Linked DNA regions of Mus musculus: region 2 is linked to region 1. A link is a loop called in an ENCODE intact Hi-C map of the cell type or tissue named here. Cell type or tissue: heart. All regions are shown on one strand. Each heading gives the region's core, and the rest is flanking DNA. Links, peaks and the distances in the headings are about the cores only.

Region 1 (15,188 bases), core at 4,494-12,493:
GTACTCCATTGTGTAAATATACCACTATTTCTGTATCCATTCCTCTGTTGAGGGGCATGTGGGTTCTTTCCAGCTTCTGGCTATTATAAATAAGGCTGCTATGAACATAGTGGAGCATGTGTCCTTCTTACCAGTTGGGACATCTTCTGGATATATGCCCAGGAGAGGTATTGCTGGATCCACCGGCAGTACTATGTCCAATTTTCTAAGGAACCACCAGACTGATTTCCAGAGTGGTTGTACAAGTTTGCAATCCCACCAACAATGGAGGAGTGTTCCTCTTTCTCCAAATCCTGGGCGGCATCTGCTGTCACCTGAATTCTTTATCTTAGCCATTCTGACTGGTGTGCGGTGGAATCTCAGAGTTGTTTTGATTTGCATTTCCCTGATGATTAAGGATGTTGAACATTTTTTCAGGTGCTTCTCTGCCATTCGATATTCCTCAGGTGAGAATTCTTTGCTCAGTTCTGAGCCCCATTTTTAAATGGGGTTATTTGATTTTCTGTAGTACACCTTCTTCAGTTCTTTATATATATTGGATATTAGTCCCCTATCTGATTTAGGATAGGTAAAGATCCTTTCCCAGTCTGTTGGTGGGCTTTTTGTCTTATTGATGGTATCTTTTGCCTTGCAGAAGCTTTCCAGTTTCATGCGGTCCCATTTGTCAATTCTCGATCTTACAGCACAAGCCATTGCTGTTCTATTCAGGAAATTTTCCCCTGTGCCCATAATTTTAAGGCTTTTCCCCACTTTCTCCTCTATAAGTTTCAGTGTCTCTGGTTTTATGTGAAGTTCCTTGATCCGCTTAGATTTGACCTTAGTACAAGTAGATAGAAATGGATCGATTTGCTTTCTTCTACATCATAACAACCAGTTGTGCCAACACCATTTGTTGAAAATGCTGTCTTTCTTCCACTGGATGGTTTTAGCTCCCTTGTCGAAGATCAATCGACCATAGGTGTGTGGGTTCATTTCTGGGTCTTCAATTCTATTCCATTGGTCTACTTGTCTGTCACTATACCAGTACCATGCAGTTTTTATCACAATTGCTCTGTAGTAAAGATTTAGGGCAGGCATGGTGATTCCACCAGAGGTTCTTTTATCCTTGAGAAGAGTTTTTGCTATCCTAGGTTTTTTGTTATTCCACATGAATTTACAGATTGCTCTTTCTAATTCTTTGAAGAATTGAGTTGGAATTTTGATGGGGATTGCATTGAATCTGTAGATTGCTTTTGGTAAGATAGCTATTTTTGCAATGTTTATCCTGCCAATTCATGAGCATGGGAGATCTTTCCATCTTCTGAGATCTTCTTTAATTTCTTTCTTCAGAGACTTGAAGTTTTTATCATACAGATATTTCACTTCCTTAGAGTCACACAAAGATATTTTATATTATTTGTGACTATTGAGAAGGGTGTTGTTTCCCTAATTTCTTTCTCAGCCTGTTTATTCTTTGTGTAGAGAAAGGCCATTGACTTGTTAATTTTATATCCAGCTACTTCACTGAAGCTCTTTATCAGGTTTAGGAGTTCTCTGGTGGAATTTTTAGGGTCACTTATATATAGTATCATATCATCTGCAAAAAGTGATATTTTGACATCATCTTTTCCAATTTGTATCCCCTTGATCTCCTTTTGTTGTCGAATTGCTCTGGCTAGGACTTCAAGTATGTTGAATAGGTAGGGAGAGAGTGGACAGCCTTGTCTAGGCCCTGATTTTAGTGGGATTGCTTCCAGCTTCTCAACATTTACTTTGATGTTGGCTACTGGTTTGCTGTAGATATCTTTTATCATGTTTATGTATGGGCCTTGAATTCTTGTTCTTTCCAAGACTTTTATCATGAATGGGTGTTGGATCTTGTCAAATGCTTTTTCCGCATCTAAGGAGATGATCATGTGGTTTTTGTCTTTGAGTTTGTTTATATACTGGATTACGTTGATGGATTTCTGTATATTAAATCATCTCTGCATCCCTGGTATTAAATCTCTTGGTCAGGATGGATGATTGCTTTAATGTGTTCTTGGATTTGGTTAAGGCAAAGTTTTTTGAGGATTTTTGTATCTAGATTCACAAGGGAAATTGGTCTAAAGTTCTCTATCTTTGTTGGATCTTTCTGTGGTTTAGGTATCAGAGTAATTTTGGCTTCATAGAATGAGTTGGGTAGAGAGCCTTCTACTTCTATTTTGTGGAATAGTTTGTGCAGAACTGGAATTAGATCTTCTTTGAAGGTCTGGTAGACCTCTGCACTAAACCCATCTCGTCCTGGGCTTTTTTTGGCTGGGAGACTATTAATGACTGATTCTATTTCTTTAGGGGATATGGGACTGTTTAGATCGTTAACTTGATCCTGATTTAACTTTGGTACCTGGTATCTGTCTAGAAATTTGTCCATTTCGTCCAGGTTTTCGAGTTTTGTTGAGTATAGCCTTTTTTTTTCCATTTTTTATTAGGTATTTAGCTCATTTACATTTCCAATGAGTATAGCCTTCTGTAGAAGGATCTGATGGTGTTTTTGGACTTCTTCAGGATCTGTTGTTATGTTTCCCTTTCATTTCTTATTTTGTTAATTAGGATGTTGGATGTTGTCCCTGTGCCGTCTAGTGAGTCTAGCTAAGGATTTATCTATCTTGTTGATTTTCTCAAAGAACCAACTCCTCATTTGGTTAATACTTTGAATAGTTCTTCTTGTTTCCACTTGGTTGATTTCACCCATGAGTTTGATTATTTCCTGCCCTCTACTCCTCTTGGGTGAATTTTCTTCCTATGTTTCTAGAGGTTTTATATGTGTTGTCATGCTGCTAGTATGTGCTCTCTCCATTTTCTTTTTGGAGGCACTCAGAGCTATGAGTTTTTCTCTTAGAAATGCTTTCATTGTGTCCCATAGGTTTGGGTATGTACTGGCTTCATTTTAATTAAACTCTAAAAAGTCTTTGATTTCTTTCTTTATTCCTTCCTTGACCAAGGTATCATTGAGAAGAGTGTTGTACAGTTTCCACGTGAATGTTGGCTTTCCATTATTTATGTTGTTATTGAAGATCAGCCTTAGTCCATGGTGGTCTGATAGGATGCATGGCACAATTTCAATATTTTTGTATCTATTGAGGCCTGTTTTGTGACCAATTATATGGTCAATTTCGGAGAAGGTCCCGTGAGGTGCTGAGAAGAAGGTATATTCTTTTGTTTTAGGATAAAATTTTCTATAGATATATGTTAAGTCCATTTGTTTCATATCTTCTGTTAGTTTCACTGTGTCCCTGTTTAGTTTCTGTTTCCATGATCTGTCCATTGATGAAAGTGGTGTGTTGAAGTCTCCCACTATTTTTGTGTGAGGTGCAATGTGTGCTTTGAGCTTTACTAAAGTGTCTCTAATGAATGTGGCTGCCCTTGCATTTGGAGCATAGATATTCAGAATTGAGAGTTCCTCTTGGAGGATTTTACCTTTGATGAGTATGAAGTGTCCCTCCTTGTCTTTTTGATAACTTTGGGTTGGAAGTCGATTTTATTCGATATTAGAATGACTACTCCAGGTTGTTTCTTCAGACCATTTGCTTGGAAAATTGTTTTCCAGCCTTTCACTCTGAGGTAGTGTCTGTCTTTTTCCCTGAGATGAGTTTTATGTAAGCAGCAGAATGTTGGGTCCTGTTTGTGTAGCCAGTCTCTTAGTCTATGTCTTTTTATTGGGGAATTGAGTCCATTGATATTAAGAGATATTAAGGAAATGTAATTGTTGCTTCCTTTTATTTTTGTGGATAGAGGTGGCATTCTGTTCTTGTGGCTTTCTTCTTTTTGGTTTGTTGAGGGATTACTTTCTTGCTCTTTCTAGGGCATGATTTCTGTCCTTGTATTGTTTTTTTTTTTTTTTTTTTCTCTTATTATCCTTTGAAGGGCTGGAATCGTGGATGGATAATGTGTGAATTTGGTTTTGTTGTGGAATACTTTGGTTTCTCCATCTATGGTAATTGAGAGTTTGGCTGGGTATAGTAGCCTGGGCTGGCATTTGTGTTCTCTTATTGTCTGTATAACATTTGTCCAGGCTTTTCTGGCTTTCATAGTTTCTGGTGAAAAGTCTGGTGTAATTCTGATAGGCCTGCCTTTATATGTTACTTGACCTTTCTCCCTTATTGCTTTTAATATTCTATCTTTATTTAGTGCATTTGTTGTTCTGATTATTATATGTCAGGAGGAATTTCTTTTCTGGTCCAGTCTATTTGGAGTTCTGTAGGCTTCTTGTATGTTCATAGGCATCTCTTTCTTTAGGTTTGGTAAGTTTTCTTCTATAATTAGGTTGAAGATATATGCTGGCCTTTAAGTTGAAAATCTTCATTCTCATCAAATCCTATTTTCTGTAGGTTTGGTCTTCTCATTGTGTCCTGTATTTCCTGGATGTTTTGAGTTAGGATCCTTTTGTGTTTTGTATATTCTTTGATTGTTGTGCCGATGTTCTCTATGGAATCTTCTGCACCTGAGATTCTCTCTTCCATCTCTTGTATTCTGTTTTTGATGCTCACATCTATGGTTCCAGATTTCTTTCCTAGGTTTTCTATCCCCAGCGTTGCCTCACTTTGGGTTTTCTTTATTGTGTCTACTTCCCTTTTTAGGTCTAGTATGGTTTTGTTCATTTCCATCACCTGTTTAGATGTGTTTTCCTGTTTTTCTTTGAGGACTTCTACCTGTTTGGTTGTGTTTTCCTGTTTTTCTTTAAGGACTTGTAACTCTTTAGCAGTGTTCTCCTGTATTTCTTTAAGTGAGTTATTAAAGTCCTTCTTGATTTCCTCTACCATCATCATGAGATATACTTTTATATCCGGGTCTAGCTTTTTGGTTGTGTTGGGGTGCCCAGGACTAGGTGGGGTGGGAGTGCTGCGTTCTGATGATGGTGAGTGGTCTTGATTTCTGTTAGTAGGATTCTTAAGTTTGCCTTTCTCCATCTGGTAATCTCTGGAGCTGTGCAGAATATACTCTGCGGGGCCCCAGAACCAAGATGTCTGCTGCCAATGCTCAGGCAAAGCGCTCCCGGGATGGGCGAACCCCTTTCCTCTGGCCAGAAAAGTGGCCAGGTGTCTGGGGCCCAAAAAGGGGGCTGCCTTAGAATCTCTGTGGCTCCTTCCTGTTCCAGAAGCTTTTAGCTTCTGTATTCGTACTCTTACCTGTTCAGAATCTCTCACCTGAGAGACATGTCTGGCTTTAATCCCTTTAATCCCTCCCCTTAACTGGAAGGTGGTAATGAAAGCTTTTGTTTTCATGCTGCCTGTGTTAATCCTATTCCTCCTGGTTTTATCCTGCACTCACCAGAGGTGGGGCTGAATTTTGACTCCTACTAGGCACGGTCAGATGGAAGTATATAAGCCGTGGTGCTTGTCCCGTATTTAAACCTCTCCTGTAGATAAAGGAGCAGTATGGGAACTTCACATTCTGTGATCACAGCGCTGCAGTCTGTCTTAAAGCAGCGTGAGCAGAGCTTCTTCGCAGAGCTGTGGAAGTCTCAGCAGGAGTGGATCTCCGTTCCACCACTCGATTCATACTGATACCCCAAATGGGGATGCAGCCCGTTCCCACTTACTACAAAGGGCCTCTGCCATTCGGAAGTGTCGGCCTAATACTGGGCCGGGCCTCCCTTACTTTACAAGGCCTCATTGTTCACCCTCGAGTTGTAAATCATGACTATGAGGGGGAAATTCAAGTTCTTTGTTCCTGCCCTCAGGGTGTTTTTTCTATCTCACAAGGGGATAAAATAGCTCAGCTAATAATTTTGCCAAGCCTACATGGCTACTCCCCCTCCTCTGATTTCCCTCAAGCTGCAAAAGGGATTGGCTCTACTGGAAATGATTCTGCTTACTTAATAATGCCTCTTGACTCCAGGCCATCCTTAGAGTTAGTTATAAAAGGGAAACAATTTAAAGGGATATTGGATACAGGAGCAGATAAAAGTATCATCTCTTCCCACTGGTGGCCAAAAGCTTGGCCCATTACTCAGTCATCACATACATTACAAGGGTTAGGCTATCAGCCCTGCCCCACTATCAGCTCCTATTCTTTGAGCTGGCAGGCACCTGAAGGTCAAACGGGACGATTCACTCCCTATGTCTTACCACTCACAGTTAATCTTTGGGGGAGAGACATTTTACAGGCAATAGGAATGACCTTGACTAATGAATACTCACCACAAGCTGTTCAAATGATGAAGAAATTGGGCTATAAAGAGGGAAAGGGATTAGGTAAAGGAGAGCAGGATAGACTTGACCGTATAATCCTCAAGGGCAGGGCATTGTAGAACATGCCCATCGTACTCTCAAATCCTACTTAATTAAACAAAAGGAGGGAATCGAGGAGGCTCTACCCCCAGTACCAAGAGTAGCTCTTTCTATCGCACTCCTCACTCTTAATTTTTTAAGTCTTGATGCCCAAGGCCATACTGCGGCTGAACGTCACTGTTCAGAGCCTGACAGGCCAAAAGAGATGGTAAAATAGAAAGATGTTTTGACTGGTCTCTGGAAAGGCCCGGATCCTGTCTTAATAAGATCCAGGGGAGCTGTTTGAGTTTTCCCACAGGGAGAAGACAACCCATTCTGGCTGCCGGAATGACTGACACGAAGAATTCTGACACCTGAAAATGACTCCCGGATGGATCCCTTGGAAACTAACTCTAGCCCTCGTGCTGCCTCTGTGGATTTGGGTTCCTAGTATATTTGGAGAGTATAGATGGGCAATTCTGTCTGCCTTCCCTAAGCCCATGCCTGTCCATCATAATACAGCTGTTTTCCCCAAGTTTTTTTACGACCAATAAAACTTTAGGCCTGCCATACCTACCATATGATCCTATCTGGGCACCACTGGGGGAAAAACGCTCTCTAAGGGAACGAGGTTCTCTCTGTTTCCAAATTAATGAATTGGGAGATTGTATCAGACTTACTGGCCAAGCTTTGGGGAGGTTTAATTTGCACCGAGGAGGTTGGGTGAGCACAACCATAGATATTTGAATGCAGTTATAACCTTTACAAATCGGACCTTCTGGCAGGAGGCAATTTGGGTTAATGGTACATTTCTACCACCTAACTTTTCAGACAAAGAGCGTCCCCACCAACCAAAAATGGGCCATCACTGTAGCTTGGAAGATGAAGGGCTGATCCTGCCTTGGTCTGGTTGTCAATCCTCCGTCACTCGTTGGGCAGATCAGAGTAAAACCTTTTCCTTTTCTCCCAGCATGATGGCTGACCCAGAGAAAGAATTAGTTATGAAAAAGTGACTTTTCATACAAGGCTTTAGAATGCATCCTTTTCATAAATGGGTACTTTGTGGGATTAATGGTAGCTGTACAGATCTTAATCCCTTGGTTTTCCTCCAAGGAGGAGCTGCTGGAAAAGCGATTTTTAATGGTATTTCAAAATTCGTTCAGTATCATCTAGTTCAGTTACCTGATGGAACCACTTATCAAAATTCTACTACTGAAATGGAGTTAATAAGACCCTGGTAAATCAGACTAGTTATTCACGTACTCCAGTTTGTGTGTACACCCCTTTTTTGTTTATTCTTTCTAACAGTTCCTTTGAATCCTGTACTAATGAAACCTGCTGGATGTCACAATGCTGGAACCTTGATTGGGCTAGCCGTGCTATGCTTGCCAAGATTCCACGATGGATTCCTGTCCCCGTGGAAACCCCTTCCACCGTATCTTTGCTCAGGCAAAAGCGAGACTTTGGTATCACTGCAGCCATTGTGGTGGCAATGGCTGCCAGTGCAGCCGCAGCTACGGCTACTAGATTTGCTATGGCAGCATCAGTCCAGTCAAGCACGACTATCGAACAGTTGTCCTCCTCTGTGGCAAATGTGATCGATCAACATTCAGTGCACAGTGCCCAATTAAAAGGTGGGCTAATGATAGTGAACCAGCACATTGATCTTGTGGAGGAGAGGCTGGAAGTTCTGCTCCAAATGGCCCAGCTTGGCTGTGATAAGAAATCAGGAGCCTTATGTATTACTAGTGTCCAATATGAAAGTTGGACACGTGCAGCTAATCTATCTAAAGAATTGTCTTTGTTTCTTACAGGAAACTAGTCTGAAGGATTTGATGAAACGCTTGAGGCGCTACGTGTAGCAGTGATGGCGATTAATTCCACATGCGTGGACCCATCATTGATTAATGGATTCAAAGGACTTACTTCCTGGATGTCCTCTGCATTGTCATATTTTAAGGAATGGGTGGGAGTGGGCCTGTTTGGCGCAGCCCTGTGTTGTGGATTAGTGTTTATGCTTTGGCTGGTTTGCGAACTCAGAACTCAACAGAGACGTGACAAGGTGGTAATTGCTCAAGCACTTGCTGCCATAGAGCAAGGCAACTCCCCTGAAATCTGGTTATCTATGCTAAGATGACTTTGCAAGCACTTGACTGCTCAGCTCTTGCACTCCTAGAGGCTGGACTCATTGCACAGGAAAGAGTTAGTAGGTTTCTGACTCATGGATTGCTGGGCTAAGCACCGCATATGAGTTGCTCAGAGATTCGAGTGTTCCTAGAAGACAAGTCGTTTTGCATGAGGGTTGAGTGACCAAGTGTCCCTCCCCTATGAAAAATGGCACGGGAGCAGGTCAGGGTTGCTCTGAGAAAAGACCTGTGAGCCTAAGAGATAATCCTGTACATAGCCCCTATTTCTGCACACTAGGAATTCGACCTCTATCTTCATCCATAAGAGTAGCTTGCATTTTTTTATACTTAAAAGGGGGAATTGTAGAAAGCCGCAATATACGTGCCATCACTAGATGGCGCTAAACCTCCATTGTGCCAAACCAATCTCTTTGTTTAGATCAAGCTGTGTTGTGCGCATGTGCAGGGAGCAAAAGCCCACCAAAGTCACTAGCCCATCCCCGGTGCGTATGAGATCTTGGGTAAAGCTGCCAGTCGTATATAGACACGTCACACCAGGGGGTATTTAAGCCATACACGTTTCTGAGTTTTTTTGGTCTACCTCATCATTATGAAATAAAGATTAACTATGGAAGGATCTTTTGTCCCACACATGTTTTTTCCGGGCAAAGAACAATAGCGCAGGACATATATGCAGCTTGTTTGTGTTTATTTTACACAAATATGGCTCTGTGGTGTATTATTAACAAACCACGGCCTCTTGGCATATACCTCTGTCTTAGATTGATACAGTTTCAAAATCTGGTTGTCCCGTCATTGGCTGACTGCTCCTCATAGCACATCTTGTTCCAAAATCAGACCAAAGCCACAACATATACTCAATATTCTTCTTCATATTGACAATTTTCTGCCACCTGCACTTGCTGGAGGTGAGGCTGCATGCTTGCTGAAATCAGGCTGTAAAGAGAGACTGACCTGCATGAAAAAAAAAAGTCGAGATAGTTGAAAAGCAACAGAATAAAAGGTTCTTTGGGGATGTCCAGGTACTTTATTCGGTTACAAATCAGCAAAGATCAAGGTCAGACTCTGACCTCCCTGTGTGCGGGAAGTGACTTTGAGAATTAGCAGAAAGGCCAACATTTTTCTAAGAGTGAAAGCTATGCTCAAAATTAACTCTTCAGCTAAAAAGGATTTTTAGCTATCAATGAGGTTAGAATCATACTAGAAGATTGAGGATCTGTGTCCACTTGACGAACAAGTCTTTCAGGCAGCCATCTCGCTCCATCTTCTTTTTGTGAAAAAACAAAGACAGAACCTCTTCCCCAGATTAAAACCGGGTCTGGACCATTCCACATATTAGTTAATGAGTCCCACCATTTAACCATGGCATAAGAAATGGAAGTAACTGGATGCCAGTGGCAATCAGCTGCAGACTGACCCTTAACATCAGTTTGCAAAAAATTTAAAATGAACAGACCAAAGCAAGATGTGCGTTTGGTGACCTTGCGGGGTATAACTGCCCCTGTTTTGTTTTTAAAAGCCATTTTTTCAGAGTGTGATGAGCACGTTCAACAATTCCTTGTCTCATGAGATTATAAGAAATTGCAGTTTTATGTTTGATACCAAATTCCTTACAAAAAGAAGTAAAATTTTTGTCAGTATAGAATGGACCATTATCTGTCCTAATGAGTTTATAGCATTAAAGGCTTGTAAAGATATGCAGCTAGAGACAAGAGCTCCGGGGTACTGATTGATTAGTTCATAATGTTGCATCTACAGGGTTGCAGGTCTCTTTACATAGCCTAGTCGGCCATCACTGGAAAGAGAGGCCCATTGGACAGGCATACTTTATATGCCCCAGTACAGGGGAACGCCAGGGCCAAAAAATGGGAATGGGTGGGTAGGGCAGTCGGGGCGGGGGGGTTGTGGGGGAATTTTGGGATAGCATTGGAAATGTAATTGAGGAAATTACGTAATAAAAAAATATAAAAAAAACAGGCTTGTAAACAATGATCAATTACATTTCTAGATGTCCCTCCCTTATATAGAGAAGCAAAAAGAAATCGCTTGTAAAGGTATTAATAGTCACATGTGTATAATTGATTTATTAATCATAAATGAGTATCCATTTGCAGCAATTGATTAAGCATAAGTTCTCAAGAATTAACACCATTATGTGGAAACAGGTAGAATCTGAGAACACTAAGAACATTTTTTTTTTTACAATTTGACATGCTAATTCTCTAAAAATACCAAAATATTATCAGACCATTACTGTTTTGATTATATAAGGAATGAGATTATATGGCCAATTATTTTTGTGTAAGGCCTGTAATCTGCCTAAGATATAAATCTAGTGTGGCATTGACTTAAGGTCTTGTCCAGGCAATCTAGGACAAATTATTAAATGTCCAAAAACAGTGTTCTAAAAAGAACAGCATTTTTTCTTATGAATTATATATGCATAAACCATTGTATATTTGAGAATTTATAGTATCTGAGGGATGAACAATTTTCAGCAATTGTAAGCTTTCAGATACAATATTGACTATTAATATACAAATTGAAGTTTGATGATTCAACATTTTAACACCATCTACAGCACACAATTTTATTATCTGTGCTGAAACAGGAGGAAATTCAAAAGAATAAGCATGTGATCCAATTCACTTATACTTTTCTCCCATAGAAGGGCTGTTTTTAAACACAGTAAATGGAATGCATGCATGCATGAATTTATAGAGGTACAAAAGCATGCATAAAAACAATTTTTATCTTATCTGTAGGAGAGTGATTATGAATTGAATTTAAAATGATGGTATGCAATAGGCAAAATACCAATATTCTGCAATAACCTATTTAATTGCTGTTTGGAACAAGGAACAGACACTGTCAGGTTTTTAAGACACAGTATTTTGATATAGTTTTTATAAAATATATGAATTTATCTAGCAATTCTTTATTAGCACCACAGCAGCCTTATAATAGGTTGTTAAAACTTTGAGGTGAAGAAAGATGATTATACATTAATGTTTTTTCTTGCCAAAGGATTGTTGTGGGCACATTTAATAACCATAATTAAAATAAGCAGCTAATATTTAATTACCATTGATTATAATTGATAACAATTGTAAAAGTTTCCTTTATTTTCTGGAAAGCCTTTTGTTTTTTACTAGTTAATTTGTGTGTCTCAAGATAACATCCAACAAAGGTTTAAGTCACGTTAAGACCTTAAGGTGAGGTCTTAGACAATTAACATCTCCTGGACGCTTTTGAAAATAAAATTTTGAAGCAAATCAATTTTTCGTTCTTAGATTTTTCTGTACCACAATTTTCTAGCATAACTAAAACTCTAAATATTAAAAAGATATTGCCTCTGAATCTTATGGAGCAACAATTACTCCCCAGAACTTTAAAGCTCATTGTGTGACAGCAAAGATTTGAAGTAAACTTCCCTTTAGAATCCTTAGGTAATAAAATACTTTCCACTTAGGAAACAATATACACTGAAAGAGTCAAACTCTCAGCTTCTTGTATTGAAGCAGAGACAATAAAAAATTGTCTTACATAATATAAAGCTATATTAGCCATACCTAGAGGCAAAATTTTCCAGTGATTACCAGTTCACTAGAAGCAAACCCTTTACAATTATCAGGATGCAAAGGAAAAAACAAAATTTCAATCTATAATAATTTTATATGAAGTAGGCAAGCCAGATTGTAATGCCTTTATAAGTTCTACAGCCTGATTGACTTTTTATAAATTCTGAATTTGAACTTTATTTAGAACAACATCTGGATATATCTGCAACAATGTTCTTTTAGGTAAGGAAAAATTCCCCTGAAGGCAGGTAAGATCTTTCCTAGGCACTGTTTGCAAAACAAAAGAAAGCCACACAGGACCACTGAGGCTGCTCTTAACTTTGTTCCTCTTACTGTGAGGACAGATTTTAGAATTTTAAAGTTTCCTTTGCAATATTAGACTATAACTATAACTTTGAGAAGCAAAACCCAATTCTAACAATTTAACAATGTATCATCTTTAAAATCAATATTAGAAACATCACTATCTTGTTATGAAGTTTGGCTGCCAATTTATACCTATGAATGCATGACAGTGCAAAATTTAATGCTTCATGCAAGAGACATTGTTTTAAATCTTATCTTTATAAGTCTACTTTCTAGGATAAGAATCACATTAAATATTACCTCAACTAGAAGTAACCTTAGAAGCCTAGTTTTTTTGACCTGCTTTATGCCACATGTTTTAAAGACTCCAACCCTGAGTTACAAGTTTAAAGCTGTCTTGCTACCAATGTTACACCCTTTTAATCATACTCAGTAACTTATAGCTAATACTCTATGATGAAGACATATAGAGCATATTATGCCTTTAAGTCCAGTAAAAAACGAAATTAAGTGGCTACACGAATCTTATGAATTTAGACCAATCAAAGAATTTTACCTTTTCTTGCTATAATTATAAGATCAAAAAGCGCTTTGTCATTTTCTAAACACAATAGTCACGATTGCAGAGAATTTTCTAGGAAAAAAACAGCTATCTTCTTTTTTCCCTTAGATCTAAGAGGTTGCAGACCCCATTTCTTTAAAAAACAGCTTTTCAGCAGTGGCTCTCCTGCTGTGCTTGATTCTTGGATAAAGTTTGGGCCACTCTCAGGCTTTGCTGAATCAGCAGATAAAGTTTTAGCCATTTTTATTTTCCAACAAGAAACACAGAACATTCAGTCACTCAGACAATGAGACAAAAGCATAAATGAATTGACACATGGACAGATAGGTGCACCAAGCATAGACAATACAAAGAGAGTAGAAAACTTCTCTTTAGGGGCCAGAAAGAAGGTTGGACATCTTCAGATTTTCCTGTGTCCCTGGGAGATTTCTGAAATCCATTTTCCTTTATTTAATTTAATTTAATTTAATTTAATTTAATTTTATTTTATTTTATTATTTTAAGCCCCACTCCTCTCGCCTAATGCAGTTCTTGACTGCAGACATCAGCCTGTTTTGAAGTTACTAGTCCCATTTTTCGCTGCCAAACCCTAAGTGGAATCAGCATTGGGTCAGCACTGTTCCAACTTAGCCTGTATCCTATCACACCTCCAGCAATACTTTAAAAAATGAAGTTTAAAACCAGGGCTAGCATAAATACCAGTTGCTCACTGTCCCCGGTATGATCTTCTTATTCTTCCCTTCTTGTCGACCTCCACATAAGACAGTCCCTCAATGTTTCCCGCCATTTTCAGGTCACTGGTTCAGGCACCAATCTGTAGTTATAAGCTGCCCAAAGCCTACATGAACTGGGTACTCCTGGAAGGCAGGCTGGGGCTTAAATAGAGACTTAGACTTGGAGAGAAGAATGAGGCCAAGACAAATTGCTCTTATCAAAGCCCGAGAGTTTACTTAGAGACTGTGCTTCTAAAGGGGCAAAGCCCCCTCCCCCCACCCCCCGCCAATCCATTCTTGGTGCCCGGAGCCAGCCCAAAGATGCCTCACCATGTGGATTGTCTTAAAGGTGTCTCAGCAGGCAGCAGGATCTCGGAGAAGAGCAGGGCAGTTGACACATCAAAAGAAGCCAGCTAAGTCAGAAAGCTGCACCACAGGTGATCCCACCTCAGTGGTGACAAAGTCTGCACCAGCCCGGTTCAGGCTGGGTGAGGCTACACTTGTTGGCATCCACAATAGTGTATGTATTTGGTATATATATATGTGGAATGGATCCCCCTGTGGGGCAGTCTCTCGATGGCATTTCTGTCAGTCTCTGCTCCACATTTTGTCTTTGTATCTCTTCCCATGGGTATTTTGTTCCCCCTTTTCTGGCAGAATCACCATTCTGGACCTCAAACAATATTACAGAGCAGTAGTGATGAAAACTGTGTGGTATTGGTACAGTGACAGCAGGTAGATAGATCAATGGAGTAGAATTGAGGACCCAGAAATAAACTCACACACCTATAGTCACTTGATCTTTGAAAAAGGAGCTAAAAGCATCCACTGGAAAAGAGAAAGCATTTTCAACAAATGGTGCTGGTTCAACTGGCAGTTAGAAAGTAGAAGAATGCAAATTGATTCATTCTTATTTCCTTGTACAATACTCAAGTTGAAGTGAATCAAGGAACTCCACATGAAACCAGATAGATTTAAACTAATAGAAAAAAAAAATTGGGGAAGAACCTTGAACACATGGGCACAAGAGGAAATTTCCTGAACACAACACCAAGCTTATACTCTAAGATCAAGAACTGACAAATGGGACCCACTAAAATTTCAAAGCTTCTATATTGCAAAGGACACTATCAATAGGACAAAAAAGCAACCAAGAGATTGGGGAAAGATCTTTACAAACCCTATACCTAGTAGAGGGCTAATATTCAATATATACAAAGAACTTCACATAAAACCAGATAGATTTAAACTAATAGAAAAGAAATTGGGGAAGAACCTTGAACACATGGGCACAAGAGGAAATTTCCTGAACACAACACCAACCTTATACTCTAAGATCAAGAACTGACAAATGGGACCTCCTAAAATTTCAAAGCTTCTATATTGCAAAGGACACTATCAATAGGACAAAAAAGCAACCAAGAGATTGGGGAAAGATCTTTACAAACCCTACACCTAATAGAGGGCTAACATCCAATATATACAAAGAACTCAAGAAGTTAGACTCCAGAGAACCAAACAACCCTATTAAAAATGAAGGACAGGGCTAAAGGAAGATTTCTCAACTGAGAAATAGAGAATGGCTGAAGAGTACATAAAGAAATGTTCAACATTATTAGTAATCAGCGAAATGCAAATCAAAACAACGC
Region 2 (16,788 bases), core at 3,905-11,904, 540 kb after region 1:
TGAAATCAGTCCTAAGAGAAAAACTCATAGCTCTGAGTGCTTCCAAAAAGAAACTGGAGAGAGCATACCCTTGTGGCTTAACAGCACATCTGAAACCACTAGAACAAAACGAAGAAAATTCAGCCATGAGGAATTGACAGCAGGAAGTAATCAAAATCAGGGCAGAAATCAACCAAGTGGAAACAAAAAGAACTATACAAAGAATCAACCAAACCAGGAGCTGGTTCTTTGAGAAAATCACAAAATAAATAAACTGTTACCCCGACTAACTAGAAGACACAGGGACTATTCCACAGATTAGAAACAGATGGTACTTTACCCATTTCATTCTATGAAACAGAATTTCTCTGATACCTAAACCACACAAAGACCCCACAAAGAAAGAGAACTTCAGACCAAATTCCCTTATGAATACCGAAGCAAAAATACCCAATAAAATTCCTGCAAACTGAATCCAAGAATGTACCAAAAACAATCAACTAATCCCAGGATGGTTCAATATAAGGAAAACCATCCATGTAATGCACTATATAAAACAACTTAAAGAAAAAAACAAAAAAACAAAAAAACGCATGATCATCTCATTAGACGCTGAGAAAGCATTTGACAAAAATCCAATACCCCTTCATGATAAAAGTCTGGGAAAGATAAGGAATCCATGGCCCATACCTAAATATAGTAAAAGCAATATACAGCAAACTAATAGCCAACATCAAACTAAATGAAGAGAAAGTTAAAGCATCAGGGACTAGAGAAGGCTACACACTCTCTCCCTATTTATTCAATATAGAATTCGAAGTCCTAGCCAGAGCAATTACACAACAAAAGGAGATCAAAGCGATACAAATTGGAGAGGAAGAAGTCAAACTATCACTATTTGCAGGTGATATTATAGTATACTTAAGTGACAAAAAAAATCTACCAGAGAACTCCTAAACCTGATAAAAAAGTTAAGTGAAGTAACTGGATGTAAAGTTAACTCAATGAAATCAATGGCCTTCCTCTACACAAAGAATACATAGGCTGAGAAAGAAAATAGGGACATAACACCTTTCACAATAGTCACAAATAATATAAAATACTTTGGTGTGACTCTAAAAAAAGCAAGTGAAAGATCTGTATGATAAGAACTTCAAGTCTCTGTAGAAAGAAATTGAGGAAGATCTCAGAATATGGAAAGATCTCCCATGCTCGTGTATTGGCAGGATTAATATAGTAAAAATGACCATCTTACTGAAAGTGAACTACAGATTCAAGGCAATACCCATCAAAATTCCAACTCAATTCTTCATAATGTTAGAAAGAGCCATTTGCTAATTCATCTGGAATAACAAAAATCCTAGGATAGCGAAAGCTATTCTCAACAATAAAAGAAGTTCTGGTGAAATCAACATCCCTGACTTCAAGCTAAACTAAAGAGCAATTATGATACAAACTACATGGTATTTCTACAGTACCAGGCAGGGAGATAATGGAATAGAATTGAAGACTCCAAGATGAACCCACACACCTATGGTCACTTGATCTTTGACATAGGAGCTAAAACCATCCAGTGGAAAAAAAAGACAGCATTTTCAAAAAATGATCCTGGCTCAACTGGAGGTTACTATTTAGAAGAATGTAAATCAGTCCTCTCTTATCCCTGCGTACAAAGCTCAGGTTCAAGTGGATCAAGTACCTCTACATAAAAACAGATAAACTGAAACTAATAGAAGAGAAAGTGGGCAAGAGCACAAATACAGGGGTAATTTTCCAGAACAAAAAACCAATAGCTTATGCTATAAGATCAATAATTGCCAAATGGGACATTATAAAATTTCATAGCTTCTGTAAAGCAAAGGACACTGTCAATAGGACAAAAAGGCAATGGACAGATTCAGAAAAGATTGTTACCAATCATCTGATAGACAGCTAATATCCAATATATACAAAAAAATCTCAAGAAGTTAGACTCCAAAGAAACAAACAGCCTTATTTAAAAATGAAGTACAGAGCTAAACATAGAATTATCAACTGAGAAATACTAAAGGGCTAAGGAACACCTAAAGAAATGCTCAACACCCTTAGTCATTAGGGAAATGCAAATCAAAACAACCTTGAGATTCTACCTCACACCAGTCAGAATGGCTAAGATCAAAAACTCAGGTGACAGCAGATGCTGTCGAGATTGTGGAGAAAGAGAAACACTCCTCCATTGCTCATGAGATTGAAACCTGATGTAACCACTCTGGAAATAAGTTTGGCAATTTCTCAGAAAATTGGACATATTAGTACCAGAGGACCCACTAATACCACTCCTGGGCATATAACTAGAAGATGCTCCAACATGTAATAAAGATAAGTGCTTCACTATGTTCATGGCAGCCATATTTGTAATACCCACTAGCTGGAAAGAACCCAGATGTACCTCAGCAGAGGAATGGATATAGAATTTTTTTTTCATTTACACAATGGAGTACTATGCAGCTATTAAAAACAATGAATTTATGAGCTACTTAGGCAAGTGGATGGAAATAGAAAATATCATCATGAGTGAGGTAGCCCAATCACAAAAGAACACACATGATATGCACTTACTGATAATTGGACATTAGCCCACAAGCTCGGAATACCCAAGATACCAATCACAAACCACATTAAGCTCAAGAAGAAGGAAGACCAAAGTGTGAATACATTGATCTTCTTAGAAGGGGGAACAAAATACCCATGGAAGAAGTTACAGAGACAAATTGTGGAGGATTGACTGAAGTAAGGACTATCCTGAGACTGCCAAACCTGGGGATCCATCCCAAATACAATCACCAAACCCAGACACTTTTGTTGATGCCAAAAAGTGCTTACTGAAAGAAACCTGTTATGGATGTCTCTGGAGAAGCTCTAACAGTGCCTGAAAATACGGAGGTGGATCTTCGCAGCCTAACATTCGACTGAACACAAAATCCCCAATGAAGGAGCTAGAGAAAGAACCTAAGGAGATGAAGGGTCTAGAAGACCCATAGGAGACACAACCATATGAACTAACCAGTACCCCCAGAGCTCCCAGAGATTAAATCACCAACCAAGGAGTAGACATGGGAGAATCATAGCTCCAGCTACATATGTAGCAGAGGATAGCCGAGTTTGTCATTGATGGTAGGAGAGGCCCTTTGTCCTGTGAAGGCTCTATGCCCCAGTGTAGGGGAATGCCAGAGTGGGAAGCAGGTGTAGGTGGGTCCATGGGAGGGGTAAGGTGTAGGGGGCTTTCAGAGAGGAAACAAAGAAAGGGAACAACATTTGAAATGTAAATAAAGTAAATATTTAATAAAATATTAAAGCCACCCCCCAAAAAATAAATCCAGCAAGTTGAAACTTGACTACATAAAATATTGTGACTATATATAACCTTAAATTTGTATCAATATACAGATTCTCTGCCAAATAAAATCGTTTTGCTTATCAATGCTCTTTGGCCTAAAAGTAGAATCAATAATCTATGTTTTACATATCATTGTTATATCTCTATCTTTTAATGTAAACACCATCTGCTTCACCACAATAGGAAAAAAAGAAGGAAAGAGGAAAGAAAAGGAGAGAAAGAAATCACTGAATATAACTTCTCTTGTTTCTTCTTTGACCAAGACCATGAACAATTGATCCACCAAAAGACCAGTAATCACCTACTCTGCTTTTTTTGGAAATGATGCACTGGTCCCTTGAAATTGCTTCCTTCTACAAGGGGTGGTTTTGGGGGTGTGGTGTGGTGGGCTGTAGCTGTCTTTTGGGTGCCCTAAGAAAATAATGGTATTGCCCAGAGGTAAAAAAAAAAAAAAAAAAAAAAAAAAAACCTAGCTGCAACTTGTTGGGTAGAATGCCAAGAACGGGGAACACTCCTGCATTCCTGGTTGGCTCTACCTGAAGACACAGCTATAACACTCCTCAGCATATACAAAAAGGTACCACATCACACCACAAGGGCACATGCTATAATATGTTCATAGTAGCCTTATTTGTGATAGCCAGAATCTGGAAACACCACAGATGTTCCTCAAGGGAAGAAATGATACAAAAACTGGAGTTCATTTACACAATGGAATACTGTTCAGCTATTATTTTTTTCTTTTCTTTCTTACTATATTTTTTAACATTCCAGATTTCGACCCCATCCACCCTCCAAGTGTGACATAACCCATACCTCCCCCACACTCCTGTCTCCACAAGGATGTCCTTACCCCTATCACTCACCCTACCAGATCTCTAAACTCCCTGGGTCATCTAGTCTCTTGAGGGTTAGGTGCATCTTCTCTAATTGAACCCAGGGAAGCAGGACATGATGTCTTTTGCAGGAACATAAATAGAACTAGAAAATATCATCCTGAGTGAGATATCTCAAATCCAAAAGCAAATGTATGTTATGTACTCACTAACAAGTGCATATTAGCCAAAAAAGTACAGAATACCCAGGATATAATCCATAGAACTCAAGAAAGTTAACAAGCCAAAGGGCCCAAAAGAGGATGTTTCAATCATACTTGGGAATAAATAAAAAGCAGAGGGCAGATGTAGGGAGGAAATTGGGTGGGAGAGGGGAGGAGGAAAGGCAGGGGGAAATGGGAACATGATACAGGGTTGGGGCTGGGGAGGAGGGGAACAGGAGTGAAGACTCAAGGGCCAGCAGAATGAATGGAAATACACAAATTTGGCAGGTAGAAGGAGGCGCATAGCCTCTATAGTTTACTGGAGACCTGGAAGTTGAGAGAGTCAAAATAGTCAAAGGGAGGAACCTTAGAAGAAATGCCTAATAGTGGTAAGAGGGACCTTGTAGAATCCACCTCCAGTTGAAAGTGGAGGGATGGGGTTTCTATCCCAGAGTCAAAATCGCTGATCCTGAATTGTTCCTATCTAAAAGAACTGCAGGAACAAAAATGGAGAAAAGACTTAGAGAAAGTGTGACTTGCCAAATTTGGGATTCTGTTCAGGGTTTGGCTCCAAGGCCTGACACTGTTACTGATGTTATGATGTTCTTCCACACAAAAGCATAGCATGGCTGCCCTCTGAGAGGCCCATAAAGCAACAGACTGAGACAAAAGATACTTACACCCTACCAATAGTCTGACATATAGAACTCCTTGGTTGAATCAGGGAAAAGCTGGAAGTAGTTGAGGAAGAGGGCAGCCCAATAGAAAGAACAGCAGTCTCACTAAACATGGACCGCTGAGATCTCTCAGAACCACCAACCAGTCAGCATGCACTAGCTTTTCCAAGACCCCCATCACATACAGCAAAGGACTGCATAGTTTTGCCTTAATGAGAAAAGACTTGTCTAATCCGTGAAAGAGTTGAGGACCCAGAGAATAGTGCAGCCTGGTGGGGTGTGGGGTTGTGAGGGTGTGAGAGCATCCTTTTGGAGACCAGGGAGGACGAAGGGATGATGTATACTCAGAGGGCAAAAGCGGAGTGGGACAATGACTGGATTGTAAGAAAAAAAAAAGATTGCAGATAATAAAAAATATATATATATATGAGAAAAATAAAGCTAGTTGTAACATTTGTTGTGCAGTCTCTGCATGGTTCAGAGATTAAAAGAATTCCTTATTGGAAGAGTGTGTGAGGCTGGATCCACAAGGATCCATCATAATCCCATCAAAATTCCAGTGCAGACATGGAAAGAGCAATTTTCAAGTTCATATACAAAATACCTATGATAGTGAAAACAATTCTCATCAATAAAGGAACTTCTGAGAGAGTCGCCAACCATGACTGCAAGCTGTACTACAAAGCAACAGTGATAAAAAAATAAAAAATAAAAAAGGCATGGCATTGGTACAGAGACATATCGACCAATGGAACAGAATTGAAAACCAAGAAATAAAACCACACACCTATAAACACTTTATCTTTGACAAAGAAGCCAAAATTATCCAGTGGAAAAGTAAAATAATCTTCCAGAAATGGTGATGGTCTAACTGGCAACCTGCATATAGAAGAAGGTAAATTGATCCATATGTATCCCCTTTTACAAAGCTCAGGTCCGAGTAGATCAAGGAACTCCACATAAATACAGATACATGAAATCTAATAGAAGAAAAAGTGGAAAGTATCCTTGAACACATTGGCACAGGGGATATTTTCATGAACAGCACCACTGGCTCTAAGATCAACAGTTTACAAATTAGACCTCATGAAACTGAAAAGTCTCTGTTAAGGAAAAGGACACTGTCAATAGGACCAATTGGCAACCTACAGATTGGGAAAAGATCTTCACTAACTCTACATCTAATAAAGGGCTGATATCCTAAATATACAAGGAACTCAAGAAGTTAGGCTCCAAAACTCCAAATATCCCAATTTATAATGTGGTACAGAGCTAAACAGATAACTCTCAACAGAAGCACTTATGAAATGTTCATATTCTTAGTTATCAGGGAAATAAAAATTATTAGAACTTTTGAAATAGTTCTACATGAAAAACCATCTATAGCACTCCAGTGCATATAAACAAAGGACACATACTCCACAATACTCATAGCAGTCTTATGTGTAATAACCAGAAGCTGGAATCCACACAGATATTCCTCAACCTAACAGTGGATACAGAAACTATTCATTTACACAATGGAATACTATTCAGCTATTAAAAATGAGAGCATTATGAATTTTTCAGGCAAGTAAATAAAACTAGAGAAGATTATCATGAGCAAGCTAACACACACACACACACACACACACACAAACCATGCATGGTATGTATTCACTGATATGTTTATATTAGTAAATAATACAGAATAACCATGCTATAACTCACAGACCTTATGAAGCTTAACAGGAAGGCAGGCCCAAATGTGATTTCTTTAATTCTACATAGAAGAGAACAATGTTTCACGGAAGGTAAAGTAGGTAAATCACCTGAGTGAGCAAGGTGGAGGGAGAGAAAAAAAGGTGGGCAGAATCAGGTATGGGGTAGGGTTAGGAGAGAATCCCAGAAGGCCAGGAAGGTGAATGAAAATATGCAGCTAATGGGGAATTGGGGTAGGAGGAAACTCTAGATAGTACCAGAGACCCGGGATATAAAAGGCTCACAGGACTCAATGAGGATGACCTTAGCCAAATAGTCCAACAGTGGAGAGATGGAACCTGAAGAGACTACATCCAGTGGAAACACAGTGCCCCCCAGTGGAGAGATGAGATCACCAACCCATCTTCAAAATTTTTGACCCACAATTGTTCCTGTCTAAAGGAAATGCAGGATAAAATGGAGCAGATAGCATTTGAAATGTAAATAAAGAAAATACCTTTTAAAAAATGGAGCAGAGACTGAAGGAAAGGCCATCCAGTGACAAACCCGACTTAAGATCCATCCTGTGCGGAGATATCAAATTCTGATACTATTACTGATGCCATGTTGAGCTTGCCTATCATGGCTATCTTCTGAAAGGCTCTACCAGCAGCTAACTGAGACTAGTGCAGATACTTATAGACAACGATTAGACTGAGCACAGGACCCCTGTGGAAGTGTTAGCAGAAGGATTGAAAGAGGTGAAGAGGATTGTATCCCATAGGAAGAACAAACGTATCAATTAACCTGGCCCTTCTGAGCTCCCAGAGACTAACCACCAATCCAAGAGCATACATGGGCTGGTCTGTGGTCCCAGGCTCATATGTATCAGCAGATTGCATTGTCTGGCCTCAGCAGGAGAGGATGCATTTAATCCTACAGAAAGTTGAAGCTCCAGGGAACTGGAATGCTGGCAGGGGTGAGGTATGAATGAGTGGACAGATGGGGGACCACACTCTCAGAAGCAAAGGGAAGATGGGATGAAGAATTCAGGAGTGAAGGAATGAACCATGTTTTCTATGGTGTAATAATAGAAAATTAAGGGTTATAAAGTTACTTTATATTGATAGAAATTTAAGAGTTTTTGTGTTGTTTATCAATAGAAATTTGAGGTTGTTTCATTAAACTATATTTTTCTTAAGCTGTTAATTAAAATATGATGTAAAGTTCTAATTTTTTTTGATTCTTATAATTATTTTTAATGTATACAAATTGGTAATGATTGAGAGACTGACAAATTTTAAACAAAAAGGGGAAAAATGAAGTAGAAATTTCTAGATACGTTGGGTGATGCCCACTCAGGTGGTGTTTTGATAAGACAGACTCACATTGGTTTTGCTGAGGCAAGTCCCATGGTGGGACACATGATGTTTGGAAAGAATATAAATAGGACTCAACAGACAATGATTGCAAACTCCCATAGCTAGTTTTGCAATAACTCATTAGTCTTGTTTAGTCTTTGCTGATCTTTACTTCATTGAGAGAGTCACAGCACAGACTATTTCCTGGTGTACAAGCTCATCCTGGTTGCTGACACTGAGTTGTGTAGATTCTACAGAGGATTGGTGGTTTCTGCTAGATCTATCCACAGCTGCTGATTCATGTTTAATATCTTAACGCTACTGAACTATACTGCTGTTATGATGAACAGAAATTGGAATTGCTCTAAATGTCCTATTTTTCTAAATGTCCACTTGTACTATGTACCCTATTTTCTCCCCTATCTTTGTATTCTGGGTTAGAATGGGAGTCAAAGTATTTTGAGAATCCTTAATAAAGTCGGTTTTAAAAACACTAAGTCTGCAGGGCAGTGGTGGCGCATGCCTATAATCACAGCACTGGGGAGGCAGAGGCAGGCATATTTCTGACTTCGAGGCCAGCCTGGTCTACAGAGTGAGTTCCAGGACAGCCAAAAACTGTTCCAGGTCAGCAGCCTGGTCCTTTCTAAGTTTAGATTCTCTCTAAGTGTGGATATTATTTACTGAGTTCTTGCCCCATATTCAGTGTGCCAAACGCAATAGTATTTCTTTGTGGAGAGTTTGGATTATCAGTTCCCTTTTAATCTCAAGTAAATAGAATTTCTCCACCTGCTCTACCAGATTTTAGATCCTAAGTAATCACATGACCTTGTAATTTTATTAAAACATTTCCAACCTAAGCTGGGCAGATTCTGAACTTTTCTAACCCAACTAGGTTGCTAATACCCAGAAAGAAGACCCATAACTTGCCATCTAAGATAGTATTGGCTTGCTCTGTTGAATGTATATCCTCAAGGCTCCTTTTTCATTACAACTCTTTTGGTGAATTCTCTGGTTCTCTCCACATGGTTTCTCCACATTCTTCTTCCTAGTGGCCCTTCTCTATTCTCATCTGTCACCCTCTGGGAGCCCCGGAGTAGGATAAAAGCCTGCACTCTTTGCTTCTGCTCAGCTAATTGGTCATCAGATATTTAATTAACCAATCAGAGGTTATAACAAACATTTTCTACATTACATAGAGAGATAGATAGTTGACAATGCCCTTGGGGGAAATTAATATTCTGACCTCAAGTTGTTTTATAGAGCAATAGTGATTAAAACTATATGATACTGGTGCAAAGACAGGCAGGCAGAGCAATGGAATATTATTGAAAATCCAGAAATGAATCCACATACTGGATTTTTTTCAAAAAAATTACCCTGAAAATGAGGGGGAGCCAGCATTTTCAACAAATGGTGCTGGTTCAACTGACTGTCAGCAAGTACATGAGTGCAAATCGATCCATTCTTACCTCCTTGTACAAAGTTCAAGTCCATGTGGACCAACGATATTCACATAAAACCAGATAAACTGAATCTAATAGAAGAGAAATTGGAGAAGAGCCTCAAACACATGAGCACAGGGCAGGGGAAAATTTCCTGAACAGAACACCAGTGGCTTATACTCTAAGAGCAACAATCAACAAATGAGACCTCATAAAATTGAAAAGCTTCTGTAAGGCAAAAGACACTGTCAATAGGGCAAAAGAGCTACCCACAGACTGGGCAAATGTCTTTATCAACCCTACATCTGATAGAGGGCTAATAACCAAAATATACAATGAACTCAAGAAGTTAGACTCCAGAGAACCAAAACCTCTATTGAAATATGAGTACAGAGCAAAACAGAAAATTCTCAATTGATGCCGGGCGTGATGGTGCATGCCTTTAATCCAAGCACTTGGGAGGCAGAGGCAGGCAGATTTCTGAGTTTAAGGCCAGCCTGGTCTACAAAGTGAGTTCCATGACAGCCAGGGCTATACAGAGAAACCCTGTCTCGAAAAAAACAAAACAAAAAAGAAAAAGAAAAGAAAATTCTCAATTGAGGAATCTAGAATGGCTGTGAATCACTTTAAAAATGTTCAACATCCTTAGTCATCATGGAAAATGCAAATAAAAAACCAACAAATACAAAACAAACAAACAAACAAAAAACCCTAAGATTCCACCTCACATCACTCAGGATGATTTAGATAAAAAACTCAAGTGACCACAGATGTTGGTGAGAATGTAGAGAAAGAAGAATACTCCTCCACTGCTGGTGAGATTGCAAGCTGGTATAACCACTCTGGAAATCAGGCTTGTGGTTCCTCAGAAAACTAGAACTAATTCTAGTTCTGGTCTGAAGACCCATATATACCACTCATTGGCATATACCCAAAAGATGCTCCAATATATAACAAAAACACATGCTCTACTATCTTCATAGTACCCTTATTATAGTTGCCAGAAACTAGAAACAACCTAGATGTTCCTCAACAGAGGGATGGATACAGAAACATGTGATACATTTACACAATGGAGTATTACTCCACTATTAAAAACAATGATTTCATGAAATTTGTAGGCAAATGAATGGAACCTGAAAATATCATCCTGTATGATGTAACCCAGTCACAAAATAACACACATGGATTGTATTTACTGATATGTTTGTGATCCAATCCAAAGAATCGATCAAAAATATCAGTTATCTTCCTCTCAATTTAAGTGTATTAAGAATTTTGAATTTTAGTTTCTTTAAAACACACAGAAATATTATAAGAATGTACTTTCAGTTAATGCCAGGTGTGAAACTGCTTCAGAGTTTCCAGTGCAAATGACTACCATTTTCCTTAAAATCTAGAGGGCTGTGATTTTTCTAGCAGCAGATAGTTTTTGGAGTTGTGTGACATTAAGGATTCAGGGACATTTTCTGGGGGTATATAAATTCGAGGTTCTTGAGAGGTAGGGTTGGGTATTGGTCATTTGTAGTTGATCCTAAGTATTGGCCATTAATTTAGAGGGATTGGTTGTGGTTTGTTAATCGTAATGCTCAAAAATAATAAAAGAAAAAAAGCAAGTAGATATTAGAATCAGATTGCTCTCTCTCTCTCTCTCTCTCTCTCTCTCTCTCTCTCTCTCTCTCTCTCTCTCTCTTTCCTTTAATAAAGGAACTTCTGGAGGAATTTATCATCTCTGAACTCAAACTATACTACACATCAATTGATATAAAGACCACATGGTATTGGTACAAAGACAGCCAGATTGATGAATGGGATAAATTTGAAGATCAAGAAGAAAAAATAATCTATGGACACTTCATCTTTATCAAAGAACCCAAAATCATACAGTGGGGGAAAAAAAGCATCTTCAACAAATGATGCTGGTCTAACTGGGTGTCTGCATGTAAGAGAATGCAAATTGACCCATATCATCACCTTGTACAAAACTCAAGTCCAAGAGGATCCAGAACTGCCACATAAATCCAGATACACTAAATCTAATAGACGTGAAAATGGGAAGTAGCCTTGAACATTGGGACTGGGGGGAATTTTCCTGAACTGAACTTAGCCTCTAAGATCAACAATTGACAACTGGGACCCTGAAACTGAAAAGCCTCTGTTAAGGTAAAGGATGCTGTCAACAGGACAAATTGGCAACCTACAGATTGGGAAAAGATCTTCACTAACCCTATGTCCAATACAGAGGTAACATCTTAAAAATACAAAGAATACACAGTGTTAGACTCCAAAACACCAAAAAATAAAAATAAAAATGGGGCAAAGAGCTAAATGGAATTCTCAACAGAAGAATCCCAAATATCCTGCAAGCACTTACACAAATGTTCAAGTTCTTAGGCATCAGGGAAATGAAAATCACCAGAAAATTTGAAACAGTTCTACATGACAACCCAGCTATACCACTCCTGGAGATGTAACTAAAAGACGCTCGACTATACCATAAAAATTCATGCTCTACTATGTTCATATCTGTCTTATTTGTAATAGCCATAAGCTGAAAACAACCCAGATGACCATCAACTGAAGAATGTATACAGAAAATATAATTCATTTACACAATGGAATAATATTCAGCTATTTAAAATGAGAACCTCATTAATTTTTTGCAGGCCAGTGAATAGAGCTAGAAAATATCATCCTGAGTGAAGTAATGCAGTCCCAAAAAGACATGCATGGTATGTAGTCACTGACAAGAGGATATTAGCCAAAAGATACATTATACCCACGATACAATTCACAGACATATTAAGTTTAACAGGAAGGAAATTCCAAGTGCAGATACTTCAGCCCCACTTATAAGGGGACTAAAATAATCAAGGGATACAGAGGTAGGAAATGACCAGTGTGAGAAAAGGGAGTGGGAGAGGAAAAGGGGTAAAGAATCAGGTATGGGGATGGGCAGCAGGCAAGAATCCCAGAGAGCCAGAAGGATGAATGAAAACATGCAAATGCTGGAGGGTGGAGGAGGGAGGAAACTCTAGATAGTACTCTAGTTATTATGTAAGGTTATTTTCTCTTTATTGTGTGTTATTAGAAATTAAAGGGTTTTTTTTAATACTGATAGGAATTTAAGATTGTTTCTGGAAACTTATTGTATACTAACAGAAATTTAAACTTGTTTTTTTTAGACTATATTGTTCATAAGCAGATCCTTAAATTATGATATAAATTTTAGTTTATATATTTATTTTTATTATATGTAAATTTTAATGTTAGAAAAATGCAATTTTTTTAAACAAAATGCAGAAAATGAACTGGAAATTTCTGCATATGTCAGGTAATTTCCACTCAGGTCTAGTTTGCTAAGACAGACTCGTGGGTTTTGCTAAGGTAAGACACATAGTGATACACATGATGTTTGGAGAGAGAATCAAGTGGACTGAACAGACAAGGACTGTGAGCTTGAATGGCTAGTTTTTCAGTGATTCATTGGGATTGAATTTTAATCTTGGCTAATCTTCACTTCAGTGAAAGAGGCAGAGCAAAGAACTTCTTCTGGTGTCCAGGATCATCCTGATCACAGCCACTGACTTTTGAAGATTCAGCAGAGGCCTGGTGGTTTCTGCTAGATCTAGTCACAACTGCCGATTCACATTTGGTATCCTAATTACTGAGCTGAACTGCTGGTTTCCTGAAGAAGGGAAATTGGAATTGCCCCAAGGAACTACTTCTAAACAGGTGAACATGCAGTTGTACTAGTTATCATCTTTTCTTCCTTACCTTTGAATGGCAGTCTAGAAGTCTGGTCAAAGAATTTGAGAATCTGTACTAAATGTAGATTTTTAAAAATTAAACCTACAGACTGGTTCTTTCTAAGGTTAGATTTCTGTCTAAGTGTGGATGTTTAGTAAATTCTTGCCTCCCACACATTGTGCCAAATGCAATAGAATGTTCTTGGAAGAATGTGGATTCTCAGATCCTTTTAGATCCCAAGTAAATGCAGGACGTTTCTATACCTGTCCTACCTGATTTTAGCTCCTGAGTAAGAACACTGAGACCTGGAACTGTAATTAACACACTGCAAGCCTAATCTGGGAAGGTCTGGAACTTTAATAACCCAACGATGCTGCTGATACCCAGAAAAGTGCCACATTATTTGCCATCCATGCTTGTTCTTGCTTGTTCTTTTCCATGTATATTCTAATAGCTCCTCCCTCATTGCAAGCCTCAAGGGGAAATCCCCTATTCACACCATGTGGTTTCTCCACACCTTATTTTCCTAGTGGTCTTTCTCTCATTTCTTTTGTCACCTTCTGGGACTCCCTGACTAGGATGAGAAGTCCTGCACTTTTCTCTTCTGCCAAGATAACTAACTCATTATATATTTTATTAACCTATCACAAGTGAAAGAAAATAATCTTTACATGACATAGAATGCAGAGATAGTTGACAATGCCATCATCCAGACTACAACCAGATATTTGCACATAGAAGTCAGCATCTGAATACACGATACAAAAAAAAAAAAATCCCCAATAGAAATATATGTATTTGTACATATTTTTACATATAGAAAAAATGTTAATTCTGAAATTCTATGGCATATGTTTGAAACAGGGTCTCCTTACACCTGAGTGACTTGGAGCCTTTGAGATATTGCTATGGTTACAAGCACATTCTCTACCCTACTCTACCCAGTGGTAGGAATGATCATACAGAAATGACACTCCAAGACTTTTTTTTTATTATTATTCTGAGGAACACTGTTTTTTAGTTCTTTTATTTTCTGTTTTATACTATAATTGCATCACTGTTATTTTTCTCACTCTAAATCCTCCCATATGTCCCCTATTGCTCTTTTTAAATTTATTGCTATAAAAGGCATGTGTATGTATATGCATATACACACACACATATGTGTGTGTGTGTGTGTGTTTATTCCCACACATTTTTAAACAACTCTACCATAAAGTTTAATATAACAATATTTCAATATTTGATGTTACATATATACATACATATATGTATATATAGTATTTACATATAGTATTTATCTATTTATTTTTAACTTAGTTTTAATGAAACAACGCTACATGATTTGTAATAAAGCCAAGTCAGATGTGTGCATATGAGAGTCTGCCATCAAGGAGACACTGAATAATATGTGTTCTTGTGGAGATACAATTTAGAGAAAAAAATTGTTAGAATTCATGGATTCTGGCCTACTGAGAAGCATAATTACAATGAATATCAGAAGGGCAGCTGCATGAGTTCTAAATAACTGAGGACTCCATGCTGTTATGGAGCATAGCTCTGCTTGTTGTACCATCAGTCTTCACATTCTTCCTAATCTAAGGGTTGTGTGAAAACTCAGAGGGGGCTTCTAGTCCCTCACTGGGCAGTATTACAAGCACACACAAAAGTAGTGATTGAACTTTGTTAAAAATTATTACTGGGATAGTCAATAATTCATTCACCACCCTTGAAAGGTATTTAGAGAGGTAGATTGTCAGCAATGACCAACACTTTTAAAAAGAATTTGTAGTTGTAACTTGTTAAGTTAGTATAAAATATTTATGTCTTTGCTACTACTGACAAAATCTTAGGTAATAATTTTGAAGATCAGAAAGGCACACTATTTATAGTTAACCTATAAACTTATTGATTAGTTGATCTAGGGATTTTTGTCAGTGAACAAGAACAATGGCAGCCCTACCAGCACTACCTGACAGGACTCTTTCCAGAATGGGGCATGTGATCAAGATGATGATTAATATCTTGTACCTATTAATCCCCTCAGCTTCCAGATGACTTAATAAAATCTTTGGTGATCAGTAGATGTGTACCCTAAGGATATAATGTAGATGAATGGTAGATTTTTATATAAAATTAGATTTGTGATTCTTTCAATATTTCAATATTTCAATATGTATAAGATTACTTAAAATTACCTGGCTTTCTTATACCTTCTTAATCAAGTTGCTTAGTTTTGAATGTGTGTGGGCTCTTGGGTTTTCTCCTTCATGTGAAATATGTAAATTGTTTTTCAAATAAGTGTATCTCAGAACATATTTTTTAAATATGATAATTCATTAAGTGAAAAGTAGAATGTAAACACTTTTTAATGTTTATGCTACTTAAAACACTCTTCTGGGATCTATATGTTGCTACCTTCTCCACGACGAAACCAACGTCCTTCTCAAGGCAGTTTATTAAGGCTTCACAAATGTGTAGGCAAAAGAAGAATGCCCCGACCTCTCTCGGCCATTCTCCTTTATCCCCTCCAGTCCACTCCCCCTCACCCCAGTCCACGTATGCACAGTTCATTGGCTCTTACGATCTGCGCAATGCAGCTCAAGGTACGTGGCTATCTTGAGGGATATGAGGAAGTCAGGTGCCAGTCATAAGACGTGTGTGTGTGTGTGTGTGTGTGTGTGTGTGTGTGTGTGTGTGTGTGTTTTCCTGAGTCTTTGAATCATTTCCCTCTTTTTTTTTTCTTTTTACCTTCTCTCTAGCCCCCAAAGAGTTCCAGTAGACTCTTGTAGGTCACAGGAAGTGCTGGCCCCACTGAATCAAGCTTTATTCTTAGAAAACAGTCTGCTGAGTGATAAATTGCTAACACTACTGCCTGACTTCAATTCACCATAACCTGACAAGGCTGGCCTTCAACATGACCCTTTAAGATATTTTTGGAAACTACCCAAAATAAACCATACATCTACAGAAAAGTAATTGAAATACCTGACTGATATCCTTAGGAGTTTTATGTAATTGTAGTTCCTACATTTTAAAATGTACAAAAATATTCATATTCATGATAGGGTAATAAATGTGACATTGGCATCAGTTCCTAATAAATTCCACTGAATGATGTGCATTGGGCCCTTTATTGAAACTTCTTTTGCAATATTGAAATAAAGGCAATTAATCATACATAAATCCAGTAATGATTTTCAATAATAATACCATTTGCAGAAATTCCGGAGTAATACTTGTGAATATTTTGTGTTTACAATCTTGATTTGAATTTACAATTTAATTTCAGTGAATCAAGAATATTTACTAATACAGCGTCTCTGTTCCTTAAACCTAGAATCCAATTTAAGTCGTGAATCTGTGAGGTGAGACAAAGAGGGACATAGTTTCAAATTGTACAGGATTTTTTTCATATATTCATGTTGGGATTTTATATTGCTGAAATGGAAAACAAAAACCTTTATCATCTGCTCTAATGTCA

What was found. Hi-C counts contacts between places; a loop is a spot of excess contacts. Peaks named below come from ENCODE experiments on the same cell type or tissue, not always from the same donor. Only the 100,000 strongest peaks of a DNase experiment are listed, where the experiment ranks them.
Region 2: it touches region 1 in a loop (12-fold over the local background); 5 of 42 quality-filtered maps call a loop at or near these places.

Annotation. Positions count from the first base shown.
Region 1 is chr6:60,195,338-60,210,525 of GRCm38, reverse strand. No RefSeq gene overlaps it. Among named protein-coding and RNA genes, the nearest start is that of Gm5570, 120 kb to the right of the region's middle. In heart, for the core only: a CTCF peak has its summit at 8,753 (motif pointing right); no DNase peak of the experiment used is centred there.
Region 2 is chr6:59,657,911-59,674,698 of GRCm38, reverse strand. No RefSeq gene overlaps it. Among named protein-coding and RNA genes, the nearest start is that of Gm35195, 32 kb to the left of the region's middle. In heart, for the core only: a CTCF peak has its summit at 7,155 (motif pointing left); no DNase peak of the experiment used is centred there.